2 separate regions of the Homo sapiens genome follow, and region 1 is linked to region 2. A link is an interaction called in ENCODE POLR2A ChIA-PET data of the cell type or tissue named here. Cell type or tissue: Caco-2. All regions are shown on one strand. Links, peaks and the distances in the headings refer to the core of each region. The heading gives the core; the rest is flanking DNA. Region 1 overlaps NOXRED1 (NADP dependent oxidoreductase domain containing 1). Region 2 overlaps POMT2 (protein O-mannosyltransferase 2).

Region 1 (5,339 bases), core at 340-5,339, 95 kb before region 2:
TTATGTAACTATGCCTTATTTAGTTGAACTTCCTTGTACATAATTTTCCAAATAAAGTTATTAGGCCAAAGAATTGGTACAGCTTTATTAAATTTTTTTTTTTTTTTTTTTTTTTTTTAGACTGAGTCTTGCTCTGTCACCTAGGCTGGAGTGCAGATCGTGGAGAGCACGATCTCGGCTCACTGCAACCTCTGCCTCCCGGGTTCAAGCGATTCTCCCGCCTCAGCCTCCTGAGTAGCTGGAATTACAGGCATACGCCACCACACCCAGCTAAATTTTTTTGCATTTTTAGTAGAGACGGGGTTTCACCATGTTAGCCAGGCTGGTCTTGTACTCCTGACCTCAGGTGATCTGCCTGCCTCGGCCTCCCAAAGTGCCGGGATTACAGGCGTGAGCCACTGCACCTGCCCCTAAAATATTATTTCTATACAATAAATGGCACACAGTTAAAAGAGTACAATTTGATGTTTTGACACGTATACAACTGTGAAACCATCACAAGGTAATGAACGTATCCCATCACCCCCAAAAGTTGCCACTTGTCTTTGGTAATCCCTTTCTGTCCACTTCCCTGAAGCTCTCCACCCATGAAACCAACAATCTGATTTCTGTCACCATAGATTAGTGTGCATTTTCTAGAATTTTATCTAAATGGAATCATACAGTTTGTAGTGTTTTTTTAGTCTAACTTCTTTCACACTGCATAATTTGTTTGAAATATATCCAAGTTTTTTTTTTTTTTTTTTTTTTGAGACAGAGTCTCACTCTGTCACCCAGGCTGGAGTACAGTGGTGTGATCTCGGCTCACGGCAACCTCAGCCTCCCGGGTTCAAGCGATTCTCCTGCCCCAGCCTCCCAAGTAGTTGGGATTACATGCGCTCACCACCATGCCCAGCTAATTTTTTGTATTTTTAATAGAGATGGTGTTTCATCATGTTGGCCAGGCTGGTCTCCAACTCCTGACCTCAAGTGATCCTCCCACCTCAGCCTCCCAAAGTGCTGGGATTACAAGCGTGAGCCACCATGCCCAGCTGAAATATATCCACGTTTTTAATGTATCAATATCCTTTTTTATTTCTGAGTAGTATTTCCCTGCATGATTATTCCACAGTTTATTTATTTGGTTGACTTAGGCTGTTTGCAGTTTCTGGCTATTACAAATAAAGCTGCCATGAATACATGTATATAAGTGTTCATGTAGGCAACTACTTTCATTTTTCTTGGGTAAATATGTGGCAGTGAAATGGCTGGGTCATGTGGTAGGTATATCTTTAAAATTTAAAGAAACTTCTAATGTATTTTTTCAAATTGACCTCCCAAAAGGTTTTCAGGTATACTTTTTTACCAACATTGCATAAGAACACCCATTTCACTACACACAGGTCAGTGCTGGGATCATTTTTAACATCACCATTTTAATATACTTTAAATTATTTTCTTGTTTTAATATGTCTTTCATTAATCAATAGAAGAGTTTTATTTTCTTAGGTTTATTACTATGTCATTTTTTCTGAGGTGCTTCTGACCATTTTTTCTGTTGGTGTGCCTGTATTTTTCTTACTTACTTTATTTATGTATTTATTTATGTATATATGTATTTATTTATTTTGAGATGGAGTCTCACTTTGTCACCCAGGCTGGAGTGTAGTGGCATGATCTCGGCTCACTACAACCTCCCTGCCTCCCAAGCTCAAGTGATTCTCATGCCTCAGCCCCTCACATACCTGGGATTACAGGCACACACCACCATGCCCAGCTAATTTTTGTATAATATTTTAGTAGAGACAGGGTTTTGCCATGTTGGCCAGGCTGGTCTCGAACTCCTGGCCTCAAGTGATCCATTTGCCTTAGCCTCCCAAAGTGCTGGGATATAGGTGTGAGCCACAGTGCCCAGGTTTATTTTTCTTATTGATTTGTAATGTTTTTTTCTTTTTTTCTTTTGGTTTATAAATAGAGACAGGGTGTCACTCTAATGCCGAGGCTAGTCTTAAACTGCTAGGCTCAACCAGTCCTCCCACTTCACCCTCTGAAAGTGCAGGTATTGCAGGAGTAAGTCACCACACCTGGCCATTTTTTTTTTCCTATATTCCTAAGGAAACTAAAAAAAAAATCTTACCAACTGGGCATGGTGGCTCATGCCGGTAATCCCAGCACTCTGAGAGACTGAGTCAGCTGCATCACTTGAGGCCAGGAGTTTGAGACCAGCCTGGCCAACATGATGAAACCCCATCTCTGCTAAAAATACAAAACTTAGCCAGGCATGATGGCACATACCTTCGAATCCCAGCTACAGGGGAGGAATGAGAATTGCTCGAACCCAGGAGGCAGAAGTTGCAGTGAGCCAAAATTGTACCACGCACTCCAGCCTGGATGACAGAGCAAGACTCTGTCTCAAAAAAAAAAAAAAAATCTCAAGGTATATATCTTTATCCCATCAATAGGACTAATATATGTGATATTTCAACAAAGTATATATATTCTTTGCAAAGCAATATATTTATTAGAATAAAATTATAGTTGTAAAATATCACTATGTGTTGTGTAAGGAAACAATAATTCAAAATGCTCAACATCAGCTTCTATGCACATGAAAAGAATGAGAACAACACAGGAGAGAATGATAGATAGGCCTGTTTTCTAAACTTTGTCCTGTTGTATTAGTCTGTTTTCACACTGCTATAAAGATACTGTCTGAGACTGGGTAATTTATAAACAAAAGAGGTTTAATTGACTCACAGTTCTGCATGGCTGTGAAGGCCTCAGGAAACTTACAGTCATGGTGGAAGGTGAAGCAGAAGCAGGCACCTTCTTCACAAGGTGGCAGGAGAGAGCACACAGGGGAAAGTGCCATGTTTAAACCATCAGCTCTCATGAGAACTCCCTCGCTATCATGAGAACAGCATGGGGGAAACTGCCCCCATGATCCAATCACCTCACACCAGGTCCCTCCCTCAACACGTGGGGAGTACAATTCGAGATGATATTTGGGTGGGGGCACAGAGCCAAACCAAATCATCTGTCTTTCTTCCAGGTTTATCAGTATCTAGATAACCTTAGCATTACATTTGCCATGTACTCTCAGTGGTTAACATAAGAAGTCACTCTCCAATGTCTGTTATATTCTGTTTTCCAATGACATTTATGACATACCACCAGATGTGAGTGAACACTTTAGGTTTATACTTTTGAAAATCCATATTGCCTCATGCCCATAATCCCAGCACATTTGGGAGGCTATGGCAGGGGGATCACTTGAAGCCAGGAGTTGGAAACCAGCCTGGATAACAGTGAGATCCCATCGCTAGCCAAAAAAAAAAAAAAAAAAAATTAACTACCAGTGAGTGTTTTTATGCAACTACATGAGTTATCAGTCTTTCTTCATTTATAGATATCCTAATAAAATTAATTTGTATATACTTTACAGAAACTGTTAAATCTTTGCAAACCCTTCTCAGCCTCTGATTTATACCTTCCACTCTCCTAGTCTTTTCCACCACCTCAAGCCAGCAGCTCTGTAACTTTGGACAAGTCATATAACTTCTTGAATCCTCAGTCTCATCTGTAAAATGGGACTGCTACTCGTTTCTGCTTCATAAGGTCCTTGTGGGGGTTACACCTTAGAAACTGTAAAGTCCTTTGTACATTATCTGACACATGGTTATCCTGCAGTACATTGGAGTAAAAGACTTCTCTGAGATTTTTTTTCTTCCTAAAAAAAAAGTCTGGGCAGCACATAGGGCTCATGCCTGTAATCCCAGGACTTTGGGAGGCGGAGGTGGGAGGATCACTTGAGTCCTGGGGTTTGAGGCCAACCTAGGCAACATAGTGAGACCTTGTCTCTACACAAAATAAAAAAATTAGCTGGGCATGGTCACACTCACCAGTGGTCCCAGCTACTTGGGAGGCTGAGGCGGGAGGATCCCTTGAGCTCAGGAAGTTGAGGCTATAGTAAGCCATGATCACACCACAGGTGACAAAGCAAGACCCTGTCTTAAAAAAAAATTGGAAAAATTCCAGCACTTGATCTAAAAGTAAGATAAAGGTGAATTATAGGCCAGGCGTGGTGGCTCACGCCTGTAATCCCTGCACTTTGGGCGGACGAGATGGGCGGATCATCTGAGGTTGGGAATTTGAGACCAGCCTGGCCAACATAGTGAAACCCCGTCTCTACTAAAAATACAAAGACTAACTGGGCATGGTGGCGCATGCCTGTAATCTCAGCTACTTGAGCAGCTGAGGCAGGAGAATCGCTTGAACCCGGGAGGCGGAGGTTGCAGTGAGCCGAGATTACGCTAGTGTACTGCAGCCTGGGCGTCAGAGTGAGACTCCGTCTCAAAAAAAAAAAAAAAAAAGATGAATTATAATTTCAAGTACTACTGCTGCTTTAGTAATAGAGTTAGGGCATTGCTGCGTGGCTTTTAGAAGGTCTGTAGGAAGGAATATCTTCTGATTTATGGAGCAATAAGATGGGTTGATTTACTGAGCTAAAATAATGATCACCCTCTCCCCATAGTTGATGTTCAGGTCAAACTCTTTAGTACTGTGCTCTTCCTGTCTTCCTTTATCCCTCCCAGGTGAGCTCCAGAAGCTGGGAATCAAATGCTTTTACCATAACGCTGATCTGGTGAGTTGGGCCGATGTGATATTCCTCTGCTGCTTGCCGTCTCAGCTGCCTAATATCTGCGTAGAAATTTACACCAGCCTTGAGAAGGCCAGCATTGTGTACAGCTTTGTAGCTGCCATCCCACTACCCAGGTATCTTGTTAGGGTGAGAATGGAACTGGCACAACTGCTCTGTCTCCTTATCTCTGACTTCTGCCTCCCACCTCCACTGTAGCCCCTATCTCTTAGAGTTGGTTGTTTCCAGTAATAAGGAGGAAGCAGCTTTATCTGTAGAAGAACATAGTTAGCCAATCTTTCTCGTAACTTCCCTACTTACCCACAAATAGTAACCACAAACCATTTTTGTTGCTGTACAAAGGTTTAAAATTGCAATAGAACATTTATTCCCATTACTTGAACACTGAAGTATTCTCCTTGTGCATCAATGAGAAGAGAAACCATCGGTCAATAACATGAAAAGTTACTGAAAGTATGTGTCAAATATTATTTCTGCACACTTAGTTTCTAGCCCAGTGCCTAGCACATAACATTCAATAAGTAAGGATTTGTTAGGTGGATGAACAGTCCAGTTAATTAGTGCTCTCAGCACAGACCCAGACCCGCATTTATCTCTGAGCTGTGTGGGGGAGTCTGTTGATGGGGTTGGATGTAAACACAGTGGGTTATGTCGTCATTTATTCCAGTCCTGGCATTGCACTCCCTGTCTTGGCTTTACT
Region 2 (5,381 bases), core at 111-5,110:
CTTACGTTGTGCCTAGCCCATGATGGTAGATGTTTCCACACCGGTTGCATGAATCCAGGTGGCTATGGCAGCAGTCTTGGTGGTGCAGGCTGGATCAGCAGTTTGATTCCAGTCAGTCTTACGAGAGTACCTGCCCTTAGTGTGGGCACCTACGTGAGTGATCCAGTCTGTCCTATTGGCAGGCAGCCATGATGTGTTTCCACACTTCTCAGCTTTCATCTCTCAGTATTTAGTCTTCCAAGTGGCATACCAAATGCTTCAATCCTTACTGCCATCAGCCATCCAGAGTTATCATTGGGGCTAAGTGCCTGCTGCTGCTTGGTGGGCAACATCAGCTTTTAACTCAGCCTAATCATTGGTGAGCCAGGCCTAAGCATTTACAGGAACCCCTGTGAATCAAGGGCCCTACTGAACAGCAGCTCGGCTTCAGGTAGCAGAGAAGGTTGTTTCTCCCAGAGTGGGAGCTGCCACTTCTTCACGTAAAACCAAGATGCCTCTAGGGCCAGGCTAGCTATACTCTTTTTTTTTTTTTTTTTTTTTTTTAGAGATGAGATCTGACTCTGTTGCCCAGTCTGGAGTGGAGTGGTACAATCATAGCTCACTGCATCCTCAAACTCCTGGGCTCCTCCTGTCTCAGCCTCCTGAGTAGCTGGCACTACAGGCACGTGCCACCATGTCCAGCTAATTAAAACAGATTTTTTAAGAGCTGAGTTCTCACTATCCTGCCAAGGCTGGTCTTGAACTCCTGACCTCAAGCCATCCTCCTGCCTCAGCCTCCTGAATAGCTGGGATTACCAGCTGTACTCTTGAATGTACTATTTCCATAGGATCAGTGAGGCTTGTTAAACCCTTCCCTTGTTATCAGTAGATTCCCATTGACCCACCCCAAAGTGGGAATACTAGGCCAGGGAGTCCTGAGGCCTTTATGGGTCTGGCAATCAATTTCAAAGTGTTGAGTAGTTAACTAAGGAGTTAATAGCTGTCCTTTTAAAAAGGGTGTGCTTGGTACCTATGTCCAGCAGGTGGCACTGTGATTCTGGTGCATGGCTCTCAGTACTCCAGCAGCCACAAAGTTGTTTTTTGTTTGTTTGTTTTTGTTTTTTGAGATTCTCGCTCTGTCGCCCAGGCTGGAGTGCAGTGGCGCAATTTCAGCTCACTGCAACCTCTGCCTCCTGGCTTCAAGCAATTCTCTGCCTTAGCCTCCCGAGTAGCTGGGATTACAGGCGCCCCTATCACGCCTGGCTACCTTTTTGTATTTTTAGTAGAGACAGGGTTTCACCATGTTGGCCAGGCTGGTCTCAAACTCCTGACCTCAGGTGATCCGCCCGCCTCGGCCTCCCAAAGGGTTGGGATTACAGGCATGAGCCACTGCACCCAGCCGCCACGAAGTTTTTAAGCCTGTGATTTATTTCCTTTCCCTTCCAGGGATGTAGATTTTTTTCTTCTGGACCACCAGGAGAGGACAGGATCACCTGTCTACACACAGCAGCCCTTGCCCAGGATAATCCTCTTCGACACTTATGGGATCAGTATCAGCTATACATTCAGCACTGGAAGCCACAGGAATAGTACATTGAAGAGGCCCAAAGAGCTCTGCCTGGAATGTCACTTTAACTTCCCTTCCCTACAGGGAGCGTGGCTCAAACATTACCAGTTTAATCTGGACACTTTTTCCCCTCGAACTAATGCGTCTAGAAGGCCTGCATCAGGGGCTATGGTGACAGCCAGCCAGAGATTTTGCCATTTCCCAGTCGGAGAGTGTGGCGGTGCTGGCTGCAGGGAGTGGGGAGAAGCTTTTTCTGCTCCTTTAGCTCTTCACTAGGCTTGCATCACGACCTCCCCAGTGTCGCTCCCTCAGGGTTAGGGGCCCTTTTCCCTTTAGTCCTTGTGCGCACTGCTATGGCTGTCCCTGCAGTCCTGAGTGTCTGCAGTAACCTCTGTGTGTAGTACATCCTTCCCCCCATGAGACATGGTAGGGTGGAGATGTGGGACCTCATATCCAGCAGAGCCCTGAGTTTGCCCCTCTCCTCCCTGGGGCTCTCCAGCATACTAGGATGGGTGTGTATGACCTTCAGTCCCCTTTAGGGACATGGAAACCTCAGCCCAACCTTTAATCATCTCAGTCTTTAATGCAGCTGAGGTTGTGGTAGAGTGGGAGGGATCCTGGGACATAAAGGGAGAGAGTGGCTCCGAGCCACAAAGCAAGTCATATTTATATTTACTTTTGGCTTGAGTACACAGCTCCCCCAAGGATCTTTCAGTGTTTCATTTTACTCAAAGTTCTATCTTATATAGCAGGGTCCTATTGCCGCACCGTTGGAGACTTGTTGATTGAGCAGCCATATCCATATTGCCTTTTGGCAGGGGCTGCTGGGCTTGCTGCCATTGTCATGATCACTCCTCTTCCTCCTTTTGCCCAGAGGACAGGGCAGTAACCAGGGTGACATTCAGTGGCTTGTTTCAATCCTACCTCTTTCCATCAGCCTCTCTAATAGTGGGACAGTGGGGGACTCTCACTACCCCATTGCCTGCCCATGGAGGCCCTCATTCTTTCTCTTACCAAAGACTATGTCTCTCCTCATCCTATGCTTGTCTCCACACTGTCAGGGGCTGTGATTTTATCTTAGCCTACTTATTAGCTAATAAGTTAGCCTGTCACTGTTTTTTGCATGCTGACAGAAGACAAAGTCTTGGGTCAGAGACAGAGGACTTTATTTCTCATGGCACAGCAAGTGGGATGTGCATCAGCATGTTGGCATCAGTTTCCTTTGCCCCTAAGTCCCACGTGGTGCTGAGGGACTGGATGAATGCTTGCACATGCAGTAGCTTGCATCACAGCTGAGTAATATTAAGCTTAGGGAATCTGCTGTTTTATGGCAAGCAATAAACAAGACAGCCCTCTGTCTCAGAGGGAGACACTAACTTCCCTCAAGGTTGTTTACTGCAAACAGCATTCTTGGCATACCTTGCAAGGCCTGGAGGAGCACAAGAGAGCCACGGAGGACTGTCTCTCCTAACACAAGCAATAAAAGCCAGGAGGAAATATGAATGTTACAACTGGTTTTACTTGGGAAACTTTTGAAGTAAAAATCTGGAGCCCAGGCTGGGTGCGGTGGTTCACACCTATAACCCCAGCACTTTGGGGGGCTGAGGCAGGTGGATCACCTGAGGTTTGGAGTTTCGAGACCAGCCTGGCCAACATGGTGAAACCCCATCTCTACTAAAAATACAAAAATTAGCCAGGTGTGGTGGCGGCCGCCTGTAGTCCTAGCTACTTGGAAGGCTGAGGCAGGAGAATCGCTTGAACCCGGGAGGTGAAAAGTGCAGTGAGCCAAGATTGTGTCCATGTACTCCAGCCTGGGCAACAAGAGTGAAACTCTGTCTCAAAAAACAAGCAAAAACAAAACAAAACAAAACAAAACAAAAAAACTGGAATCCTTTTGTTAGTATGTTCCCAAACAGATTTAAAAACTAACCACAAATGTCAGGACAGTTTAAGGAGGGCCCAGCAGGGATGGTACTTTATAATCTACAGAATTCTTTCACATGTGTTATCTGAGTTGAGCCCTAAGGCCTCCCTGGGAGGTGGGCAGGGCAGATAATATTATTGTCTTCATTTTGTAGATGAGATAAGAGGACTAGAGAGAATAAGTGATTTTGGCGGGTTGTGCCATTAATTAGTGGTGGAGCTGGGACTGGATCTCTCTTTCTGCAAATCAGTTTCATTACCCTGCTTTGAAGTTATTTCTGTCTTCGACCTCACCATGCCAATGTCCTCACTGCCTGTCAAGGTGTTTAGCAGATGCTGAAATAGACCTATTCTTTTGCCTATCTTGGACCCACCAAGTAAGATATAAAAAGAACCTTAGATTCTTAGGTAAAGCATGTTTTCCCCTTATGTAGTAGGTCAATAATGACTGCTCATGACCTGGGGATTGATGACTACTAGAAAGTAACCCTTCTTTTGAGCTACAGGGAGAAAATTACAAATAGAAAAGGCCAGGCTCTGCTGGATGACTTGGCTGCGTTCCCAAAGCCCTCATGTATGGTGTAGAAAGGTGTATGTGGTTGTATAAAAGAGGACTTTGCATTGTGTTTGAAAGCCTGTTTATTCAAATCACTTATTTACTTGCAAAATAACTTAAGCAATGAGGATAGGTTTTAGATGTGGTCTTAATTTAGTAAGAAAGCCTTCAACTTTTATATACTAGTTAGTATAAGATCAGCCAGATCACAGTTAGCAGCTTACTTGTCACAGGGTGGCTGAGCAAAATGAGACTCCTGTGACACTCATGGTTTATAGACTCAACTCTGACCAGCAGCCCAACAGCGTCGTAATGGACCTTCTAATAGCAAATGTTGTCTCAGAAGTTAGCAGACTTGGAAGAAACTTTTTTTAATTTAAATTTTTGTTTACACTAGCTACTTGAAGATAGGAAGAAAACTTTTTTTTTTTTTGAGACGGAGTCTCACTCTGTCGCCTAGGCTGGAGTGCAGTGGCGCGATCTCGGCTCACTGCAAGCTCTGCCTCCCGGGTTCACGCCTCAGCCTCCCTAGTAGCTGGGATTACAGGCACGTGCCACCATGCCTGGCTAATTTTTTGTATTTTTAGTAGAGACAGGGTTTTACCATGTTAGCCAGGATGGTCTCCATCTCCTGACTTCGTGATCCGCCTGCCTCGGCCTCCCAAAGTGCTGGGATTACAGGTGTGAGCCACCGTACCCGGCCAGAAGAAAACTCTTACTACAAACCTTTCCATATTATGAGAAAACATCTTGTCCTTTTAAAATAAATAGAAACTCAAGATACAGAGTAAGTATATGTATATTTAACTCAATTGGTAACTGGCTAGTGAATATTTGCTCGCCTTTCTCATCTATCTAAATGAAGACCAGTGGCCAGCTTGATGTCTTTCTTCCTAAAATCACTTGTGTCAAAATATTTTTTTTTTAAATCCAGACTTTTGCATTAATTGTTTGAAATGCATAGCCTTTAATTTTAACCATGCTTTATGAAGGCCATTTGGATTTTATGATAATTTTAAAATTCTTGTTTCTCTTTCTGTGTTTCCTTTAGTTGGGATGAGACTCACTTTGGAAAAATGGGAAGTTACTATATCAACCGTACATTTTTCTTTGATGTGCACCCGCCCCTGGGAAAGGTGAGCAGTGTGGTGAATAGCAGCTCTCTGGTCCCAGAGGATTGTTCCTAAGGGCTGGAGCCACATCTTGATTTTGGATTTGGGGCTTCTAGAAAGAATTTGGGACTTGTAGAAAGAATTTTCTGACATTTCAGACCAGCTACTTTCATGGAAAATCTCTGGTGTTTTTTAAGGGTCCTCTGGGCTCAGAAATGGAAAGAGGGCCCATCAGCTGAGGGAG

What was found. Peaks named below come from ENCODE experiments on the same cell type or tissue, not always from the same donor. Only the 100,000 strongest peaks of a DNase experiment are listed, where the experiment ranks them.
Region 1: POLR2A ChIA-PET joins it to region 2 with 7 read pairs; 10 of 35 experiments call an interaction of 5 or more read pairs at or near these places.

Annotation. Positions count from the first base shown.
Region 1 is chr14:77,406,881-77,412,219 of GRCh38, reverse strand. NOXRED1 (NADP dependent oxidoreductase domain containing 1) reads left to right here. Exons shown (of 6, transcript NM_001113475.3): 3 at 4,575-4,755. Among named protein-coding and RNA genes, the nearest start is that of NOXRED1, 14 kb to the left of the region's middle. In Caco-2, for the core only: CTCF peaks have their summits at 2,600 and 2,817 (motif pointing right); a DNase peak (open chromatin) is centred at 2,833.
Region 2 is chr14:77,311,729-77,317,109 of GRCh38, reverse strand. POMT2 (protein O-mannosyltransferase 2) reads left to right here. Exons shown (of 21, transcript NM_013382.7): 2 at 5,077-5,161. Among named protein-coding and RNA genes, the nearest start is that of POMT2, 6.5 kb to the left of the region's middle. In Caco-2, for the core only: a CTCF peak has its summit at 1,016 (motif pointing right); DNase peaks (open chromatin) are centred at 1,014 and 2,949.